Linked DNA regions of Homo sapiens: region 2 is linked to region 1. The links are chromatin contacts, found by Hi-C in ENCODE. All regions are on one chromosome and are shown on one strand. Each heading gives the region's core, a stretch centred on a gene start or an enhancer-like site at or near the end of the contact. The rest is flanking DNA. Distances are from core to core; before and after follow the strand shown. Region 1 has its middle 5.3 kb from the start of LINC02009. Region 2 has its middle 7.8 kb from the start of RTP3.

Evidence for each region. A loop is a pair of places that touch in the nucleus more often than their neighbours do. Pooled maps may share reads with other maps.
Region 2: a loop to region 1 is called in a map of Caco-2, with 18 times the contacts of the local background. The contact joins two enhancer-like sites. A Hi-C loop is called at or near these places in 4 of 168 maps with a recorded cell type or tissue (B cell, Caco-2, K562 and 1 more) and 2 of 50 pooled maps.

What each region holds. Positions count from the first base shown.
Region 1 is chr3:46,426,479-46,431,357 of GRCh38, reverse strand. No RefSeq gene overlaps it. Among named protein-coding and RNA genes, the nearest start is that of LINC02009, 5.3 kb to the right of the region's middle. Within about 2 kb of position 2,016, at least 4 of the 41 ENCODE cell types and tissues checked have a DNase peak (open chromatin) inside an H3K27ac peak, as active enhancers do.
Region 2 is chr3:46,487,723-46,492,601 of GRCh38, reverse strand. No RefSeq gene overlaps it. Among named protein-coding and RNA genes, the nearest start is that of RTP3, 7.8 kb to the left of the region's middle. RefSeq lists enhancers at 2,471-3,245, 3,246-4,022. Within about 2 kb of position 2,068, at least 6 of the 41 ENCODE cell types and tissues checked have a DNase peak (open chromatin) inside an H3K27ac peak, as active enhancers do.

The DNA.
Region 1 (4,879 bases), core at 767-3,266:
TCTACAGACATGATGAGTAAGCTCAGTTAGAAGAAGTTTCACAAAATGCAAAGCAGGTGTGGCAGCCCAAGCCTCGGACAGATTAACAGGAATACATAGCCCAGGGATGTGGCCTAAAATCATCAAAGTAGAGATATTATGTGTTTGCAATGTGCTATGATTAATGCAGTGATATAATTGGTAAGATTTACAGGTCAATTGGGTATTGTTTACCTGGAGCTGGTCCTTCTTAGCTGTCAAAAAGACATAAGGATACACCATGGAATACTATGCAGCCATAAAAAAGGATGAGTTCATGTCCTTTGCAGGGACATGGATGAAGCTGGAAACCATCATTCTCAGCAAACTAATACAGGAACAGAAAATAAAACACTGCATGTTCTCATTCATAGGTGGAAATTGAACAATGAGAACACTTGGACACAGGGCAGGGAACATCACATACCAGGGCCTGTTGGGAGGCGGTGCTGGGGGAGGGAGAGCATTAGGAGAAATACCTAATGTAAATGATGAGTTGATGGGTGCAGCAAACCAACATGGCACATGTATACCTATGTAACAAACCTGCAAGTTGTGCACATGTACCCTAGAACTTAAAGTGTATATCTATCTATATCTATAACTATATCTATATCTATATCCATATCTATATCTATATCTATAAACACAAACTGTAAGTTGAGTAGTGATATTCTTTACAAATATAACATTAGAACTGTGTTGTGACTCCAGTTGGCCTTCTCTCCGTCTTTGCACTCAGGCTCAGCTGGCTCATGGCTCGTACCGGGGGGACCCTGTCCATGGTTGGCCACCCTGGGTTCCTCTAGTCTCCCGTTCCATGGTTGCACACACCTTGAGGGCACCCACACGGCTTGTCCATCTCCTGTAAAAACACAAGCATACTCTCTTCCCCACGTCAGTAAATCCACCAGACCTTTCCATTTTCCTTCTTCCAGGGATTTCCATAACACTTTTGGATAAATTTTCCTCTTTTCTTCTAACACTTGCCAATGTCTTTCTGCTGGAGTCTTACCATCCATACCAGGAGTCAAAAAATTTAAAGTAAATAAGGCTAAATGTAGTTTTTATTGAGGTGGTAGTTGGCCTCCTATACCCGCTTTTTGTCTTTTCAACATGCATTGTAATGTTTGATGTGCCTGCTCTATAATGCCTTGTCCTCTAGGATTATAAGGAATTCCTGTTTTATGGGTTATAGCCCAAAGCTGCAAGAAATTTTTAAAAGCATGACTAGTATAAGCGGGTCCATTGTCAGTTTTTAATTGTTTAGATATCCCCATATGAGCAAATGATGACAGACAGTGTCGCTGTACATGACCAGCTGTCTCACCTGTTTGGCATGTAGCAGGCAGCATATGAGAATAAGTGTCTATAGTCACATGAACATAGCTCAGCTTATCAAAGGTTGCTGTGTGTGTAACATCCATTTGCCAGATTTCATTTGGAGCCAAACCTCGTGGATTACATCCTTCTATAGGTGTGGCTCGAGGGATATACTGCATAATATAATACAAACCTGTAGGAACATGTGAGTAAGGGCGGAAGTATTTTGGTGCAGAAGCACATGAGATGGTTGAGCTTGCTGAAACACAGAGGCAATCAGTTTGTCTGTTTTCTCATTACTTAGAGATAGCGGCCCAGGAAGTTGTGTGTGAGAAGGAATATGAGAAATATGAAAAGGAGCTGCACTAGAACAAATAACTTGTTGAAGTCTTAAAAATAAATTAGCAGTTCTGGGTTTAGTGTACTTTTAATTGTAGCAGTTTCTATGTGACCGGCTACATTTACGACATAAACTGAACACAGACAATGTTGATAGGATCTGAAGCTGTGAGCTGTAAAACCTGAATGACTGCAATTAGCTCTGAGCATTGAGCCTAAACGCCAGAGGTCATTATTGTTTGAGTATGTTTTAGTCCATAGATAGCAGCACGACTTTTGGAAGAGCTTCTAATAGAGCTATGACACTCACTGCATGGCCCAAGGATCCATTCCTTGGAATCTGTGAGGCCAAGAACTCCAGGTCAGAGAACAAAAGGCTTGCCGCCATCTTGGGAGCTCTAAGAACAAAGACCTGCTGGTAACACTGACACATCAGCTCCCGTATCCATAAACCTATAAAATTTATTTCCTTTAATTTGTACTACACAGGTGGGTCTATTAGAGGCTATGGGTCGGGATAGATAGATTTCCCGTGTAGCTGTGCTCCCAAACCCTTTATTTCCTTGTTTCTCCTTTCATGGAGAAGGGTGTAATTTGCAGGGAATAAGTAATAATTGCACTATGTATTCTCTCGGTTCAAAAACCCGAAGATCTCGTGACAATAAAACTACTTGAATTTCTCCTTCATAATCAGAGTCAACAACTTCTGCGACTACAGTAATGCCTTCGCAAGTTAAGGTGGCTTTTGCCTAAAATTAGTCCCATATATCCTGCTGGTAAAGGTCCCCAAATGCCAGTGAGAATCTTGGTGGGTTTGTCTTCCCCACCTTATGTAACCCTTTCTCTGGCTGGGAGATCTAATCCTGCACTTCCTGGAGTTCCTCGGGTGAGGGACTCAATATGCCTCTGGGAACCCATGCCTGAAACAGGGTTGAGGTCTGAATTGGGAATGCCCTCATTGTTTGTGAGGCCCGGGTACAGGCCCCCATCTCATTTCCCAACAGGGGGGTGCCATTCTGATGAAATTTTGAGCAGCACTGATTAGCCGAGTTATTTCCTTTGTCATAGCGAGGACAAAGTCCTGGTGTTCTTTCCGCTGGGGGCCGGGGGGAAAAGCATTGTAAGATCCTTTCTGTCCTGAGATCTGGTGGCATTCCTTTTTAAAATGTCCAGTTTTTCCACAATTATAACATTTTCCCATTTTAGGGTTTGACCCTTGGCTCTTTTTAGATTTGTCAACAGCTAAATTAGCCATTGCTTCAGCTAACATTGCAGATCGATAAAGCTCAGTTGCTACATCTTAACAAGCTCTGAGAAAATTTCCCAAGTTTTTGTACACCTAACCGGTGCCAGTGCACATTTACAATCTGCATTTGCATTCTCAAAAGCTAGAGTAAAGGTTAGCATTTCTGCAGCCAAGGTATGAGGAATCTGATGCCTCACTGCCTCTTGTAATCTTGCAAGAAATTGTGCGTAGGGTTCCTGTGACCCTTGCATGATATGTAAAAATGATAGTACTGGGACTCCCTCTTCAGGAATTATGGCCCAGGCACATTTAGCAGCCTGTGTGCACTGCTGATAAGCAGCATTTGTGAGTGCTAGTTGATGTACCAGGTCAGAATAAGGGCCATTACCCAATAGCCTATCCTCTGTAATGTCTCCATTTCCAGCAGCATGGTTCTGTCTAGCCTGGTCTGCACCCTGTTCTTGCCAGTTTAAATTCCATGTCAGATATGCGCTAGCAGACAAGCAAGTTCATGCCAAGTGTTTCACATCAAAGGGTAAAAGACACATAGCACCAAACATAGATTCTAGCAATCCTAAAGTGAATGGGCTCTGTATGCCATTATTTACCACACTCACTTTTAATTCCTTTAACAACTTAAACTCTAGTGGAATGTGTTCATGATTAAGCTGCTGTGGATTATTTGGATCAGGCCTTACGGAAATAGGAAAAGTGCAAGGTCCTAAGGGCTCTCCAGCCGTGGTGGCAGAGCGTAAAATTCTTTGTATTGGGGTCTCTGTTTCTGCCACCGAAGGAGGCGGTACAGATGTTTCTGCAACTGGAGGGGGCGGTATAGGCCAATTTTTATCCTCCCTCTCCTATTACTTATTTTCAACTGGAGCTGTGGGTGGGACAACAGATTCTTTCAGTTTTTTACATTCAGCCTGCTGTCCCGCAGAATAACAAGGAGATAATGGCAGAAGTACAGTACGAACTAAACTCCAAGTGGAGAAAACTGAAGAATCAACTTGAAAACCTTTTTGATGAGCCTGTTTTCATCCTTCTGCTCTATCCCAATTTTCTACATCAAGAGTCCCTGCCTGTGGAAACCATGGGTTATGCATAATGACTTCCTGTAGCATCGTAGTTAATGTGAGAACTAACCTGAGCACCAGTTTGTTTCAACAAAACTTTAAGCAACTGCACATAATGTTTTTCTTCAACAGACCAATTCTGCCCCATGTTACCCTGATTCAGAAAACTTCCCATTCCCAGTACTACTTTAAGGCACTGCTCCCAGTAGCTCTTTAGGGCACTGACCTTATATCTGCTGCCGGCAGACTTGTCCCGGGATCCCCATTCACCTTGTCAATTTCAATTCCTCTGCTCCAGCAGATCTTCTTCATTCACATCCTCATAGTCCCTGTGTTCGGACGCCACTTGTAGAGCACCTGATTCTGTCGCTGTTCAGGGCGCCACTATGTAACCCACACGGACCTAGGGGGACTGAACAAAGTGGGGTGAAAGCGGGAATAAAAGACATGAGACAAAAGAGCATATTTGGAAGAAGGGGTCAGCGGGCAGTTTGCCTCTAGTGGACAAGGGCCCTGAGCTTTACACAGCCCTCCATATTTATTAGGCAAAAGAGATAGCAGGAAGAGGGGCATGGAAGAAGGGGTCAGCTGCTGGGTCCAGAGTAGGCTTGCAAGACTGCATTCTCCAGATGTCCCAGTAGATAACCTCAAGGAGCTCGGTGCCAGGAAGTGATTGCCCTCAGCAAACCTTCTGGCAGTGGGAGCAGTCGTGAGTTTGCCCACATCCTGCATTCATGATAAATAGCTTGCTATTTGATCATAAAGCCTCCAGTGGAATGCTGAGTTGGTTACGTCCCACAGGCCTTTGGCTCCCTATTTACCCCTTCCAGGTTATTAGCCATGACTTTCCCTCTTTGTTTCTCTTTTCTATACTTTCCAT
Region 2 (4,879 bases), core at 819-3,318, 61 kb before region 1:
GACTTCCCAGCTGTCCTGAGGGTTGGAGCCACCTGCCTGCTCTCTACAACAGGTACAAGAATAGGAAGCAACTGCAGCTATACTTGTGCTAGTGTGGACTTTCCTTTTCCTACCTGCCACCACTTCCTTGGGTTCAGGTCCTCACTATTTGACTGGACAATTTTGGTTTATATCCCCGAGTATTGTCTTTCAAAAATCATCCTTTACAGAGCGCCAAAGAGCCTTTTAAAAATTCAAATGCCACCCCCTGGCTAAGCTGGCCTCCTTGCTCTTCCTTTCACAGAATAACCTGGAGCATGGCTCATTCTGTCAGCTCCTCTGGGCCTCCTCTTGAATTATTAGGGAGGCCTTCCTTAAATTCCCTCAATAAAGTGGCAACTCTCTCCCTCTCCTTCCACACTCTCTTTCTTTCTCACTATTCTGTTTTTCCACAATTGTTCATTTTTTAATCACCTCTTGACATAGCCTTGGTTTCTAGGAAACTGCCAGTCTTGACATAGAAAAGCAGGGAATTTTTGCTCATCTGAACAGTGCCTGGATATTCAGTAATTATTTGAATGAATGTTGAATGAATTCTGTCCCAAATTCTGTTAACTCTATAGAACTATCCCAGTCTGGGGTTCCAGGGGTGGGAGGAGGGAGGACGGGGATGGTCTTGCAATTGCTCTTATTACAGTTTTTATGAGGGCAACTGTCCACAGTTTTCTGGATCTATGCATTCTCTGGGGAATCCTCCATTTCCTCTCTGATAACTTACCACTTTTTCTGTTGGGGCTTGCTGGTGTGTCATCATCTCAGACCTAATGACACTTAAATAATTCCCTCTTTTAGTTTCCCAACTGTAAGAGCCTTTGGGTCAAGGTAAGCCTCTTTTCCCTTTCAAATGTGGCCAGCCTACCCTCTGTGATCTTATTCTCCAAAGAAATTGCTCTCTCGGTCAAGTTTAACGAAAATGCTTTCCACTATTTTTCTTTCCTTTTACACTGTCCCTGTGCTGAATGCAAGATCAAAAGTTTTACCAGCCAGTTTAGTTCCTCCTTGAAGCTGAGATGTGATTCCTAAGAACAGAATTTTCCAGGGCTGGTACTTTTAAAAGTTTCCTTTGAACGACTGGTTTTATGATTCAACTGAGAATTTTTAACTGCAACCCAATGAGAAGACTTGCCCTCCATGTTCTAAAAGTTCTCATTTCTGATGACCTGTTCATTGGCTGAAATACACCACTTCCCTGAGATAAAATTCGCAGCCTGCGCCAGGGCTTATGTAAACCAACAATCCAGAATCAATATGAGACCATGTGAGTTTGGAAGTCTGTGGATGGCTACAGGAAATCCCTCCTTGCCCAGCAGTCGGGGCAGCTCAGGCAGCGGCACCTACTGAACCTAGACCAGATATCCACGTGTGCTCCCAGGCTGCAGAGGTTCCTAACTGGCAGAGCTCCTGGGGCCTGCTCTTGCCACGAAAATGGAAAACCTCCAAAGTGGGCAGTGGCCCTCGCTGCTCCTGGTCCTTCTGTCTTCTGGAACTTTTTTGTCACTTGTGTGTTTCGAATTTGTTTTTTTTTTTTCATAATTCTGTTGTCAATGGCATAAAAAAGGCATACATAAAAATGATTATTATTTTTATTACGTGGTTTTGGTCTACACAGCCTCCTCCCAACCCTGTGGCAGGAAACATGAAACGCCTTCAAAGGGGTGTTGGAAGAGCCTGCTGACCAAATACCAAATGTTTATAAGCCTGTGGAGCAACAGGGACAAATATAGCTGCCACTCTTAGAAATTAGTACAGCCACTTTGGGAAACAGTTTGGGATTAAAGATACACATGCCCTGTTCAGCAATTCTACTTGTATGTATACCATCCAGATAAACATTTGCACGTATAGTATACTGATATGTATTAGAATACTTATAGAAATACAATTTTAAAATAGAAACAACTGGAACACTCCTCTCTCCTCCCAGTGAACAGATAAAACCTTTTGTTAGAGTCATCCAGTGGAATTCTATGCGGCAGTGAAAATGAATGAACTAGAGTAGGGTTTGGTCACCTTTGGCCCACAACCAAATCTGGCCCATCACGAGTTTCTGTGTGGCTCAAGAACTAAGAATGACTCATAAAGATGGATATTTGAAGTAGATAAAAAATAGTCACTTTGATATTTTCCCCAAAAGAATTTCATTATTCTAGATCTGTATTACAAAACAATTGATTTGATTATTATTATTTTATTATAATATTACATTTTGAATTTCATCAACAAAGTTTTGTGGTAATTTGTCTTCCTTCTTATACCTAGATAAGGACCTACATAATATCTTTGATTTGCCTCTTGGTCCACAAAGCCTAAAATATTTATTATCTGGCTCTTTACAGAAAGAGGTTTGCCATTCCCTAAACTAGAGCTACATAGATCAACATGGGCTTATCTCACAATCATGGCATTGAGTAAAGAATTCAAGCTGCTGGAGCTTCTACACAACAAAATACCTCTTACGTGAGGAACAAAACCACAATGCCATCACTTAGGAAATCATGCACTTGTAGTTAAGAACATAAAGAAATTTATAAACATAAAGGAGGGTGGATGAGAGGTCCTGTGGCTGTGCTGGGGTTGTGAGCTACCCTGGCTATGGTAGTATTTCCAGTTCAGGCTTGAGAGAGTGAGTGCTACCTACCCTTCTAAATGCTGCAAAGAGTATCACTGAGCAAAGGATGCCATGATCAGCACAGGGAACAGAGAACACACTGGACTCAAAGGAGAGAAAGTGAATTTGTAACTTTGGGTTCCTTTAAGCCTGGTTTTCTTGTGATCCCCGCTCTCTTACTGTTGAAGCTGTGGCCAACCTGTTCCTGAGACCAGCCTGCCTCAGGTCCCTGCCTGAGTAGCTCTGCCTGTGGGGCAGTGGAGAGTATGTCTCACGTCCCTGGACCAGGTGACCCATGGTTAGTGGCTCCCAGGCCAAGCTCCAGGTGAACGTTCAAGGCTGGGGTTTGACAGTGGGATGCTAACCAGCCCCGCTGCTCCTGCCACCAGCCCAGGGGCACAGGGCACGAACCAGAACCTGCATTTCTCATCCCACTGGCCTTGGTCCCCAAGGTGCTGCAGTAATTGAGCTGCTTTTTAAATTAGGACACATTCCTCTGGGGCCAAGGCTGGTCTTCTTTCCCAGAGGGAGTGATCCTAGGACAGGAGAGGAGTTAATGAAGAAACTGCATTGTATCCTCGTGCTGAGGGAGTGCACCCTGGGAAGGACAAGCTTGGAAGGGTTCAGACTTCTTGGAGGTGCAGTCAGCACACCTGCTAGCAGAGGACTCTCACCGGTTTGGTCAGGCTGGCGCTGGCCAGGAATTTGTTGGGCAGGCAACAGGCCACTGTCTGTAAGCCGACAAAGGAGCAGGGGATCGGGAACCAGTGACATGGGCATACAGTGGGGACAGGAGGCCTTTTGAGCGCCTGAGCCACTGGAGGCTTGCAGGAAGTGCTGCAGCTCAGCATGGAACCTTCGGGGCCACAGGGCAGGCGGGAGCTTGGAGAGGAAGTCTGGGCGCCAGCACGGACAGCAGGCCTGCAGAGCACACAGGCTGCTCGGAGACTCCGAGGTCTGTGTTGAGAGGGCTGCAGAAAAGGTCATCGCCACACCCAGGCTGCAGGTGCAGCAGACCGCAGTCCTCACACCCGGACCGCCCTCCCGTGGCCCTCACTGGAAATGGCAGGAGCGCCCCTTCCTCCTGCAACGTCCCTCCACCGCCCTCTACCGAGCAATCTTGCCGAGCTCACTGAAGGAGAGAGATGCTTGGAGAAGTCCACGTCAGCGCATATGCTATATTGAAGGACGCGTTCGGAGCTGGGAGACAATGCATAAAAAGCATATAAACTTTATTACAAATTCATTATATAACCGCACCAGTGGGGGCTGGGGGAGAGAAGGGACTGGCCTAAATAACATTGGAAGATAATATTTTGCCTGGAAATTATTAGGCTAAAGATGAAAGGTACTATGAACAATGTACTCTAATTGATAAATATATATATATATATATATATATATATATATATATATATATATATTTATTTATTTTTGAGACAGAGTCTTGCTCTGTCTCCCAGGCTGGAGTGCAATGGCGCGATCTCGGCTCACCGCAATCTCCGACTCCCTGGTTTAAGCGATTCTCCTGCCTAAGCCTCCCAAGTAGCTTGGATTACAGGCAATGCCACCATGACCAGCTAATTTTTGCAATTTTGGTAGAGATGGGGTTTCACCATGTTGGCCAGGATGGTCTCGATCTCCTGACCTCATGATCGTCCCGCCTCGGCCTCCCAAAGTGCTGGGATTACAGGCATGAGTCACTGTGCCCGGTCGATAAATTTATTTTACATAAGGGTACCCAGGTTAAGGATTCTGAAACAGCTTCATGGGTGTACTGGGGATGAGCAAATAAGTAAATACATGAGAGAAGGTGGGCCAGGTTGTTCACACTGTGGGAGAGGAAAGTTACAATTAACAAGAAAGGAAGGCTGGAATGAATCCTGGAGATGGGATTACAGTTGGAGACATCAGTACGATGCTCAGTATATACACAGATGGATAGATACAGAAACAATGTGGATATGTGTATATCTAATAATTTAGTATGTATGCATATATTACCTGGCTCAGTCAGCTGAGAGGGCCTAGAGGCAATGACACCCCAGTGCTCACATCTTGGTTTCTAAATACCTTTCTCCAATAAAAGAAGCAAAGGCTCCTTGGAGAAATGACTGATAAAATACAAGAGCCTGGAGCATCTTGTAGCACCAGAAAGAAAGGAAGTACTCAAAAACAAAAAGGGTGGGAACACATCAGAGGGACACAGGAACCAACCTGAAGGAGCTCCCA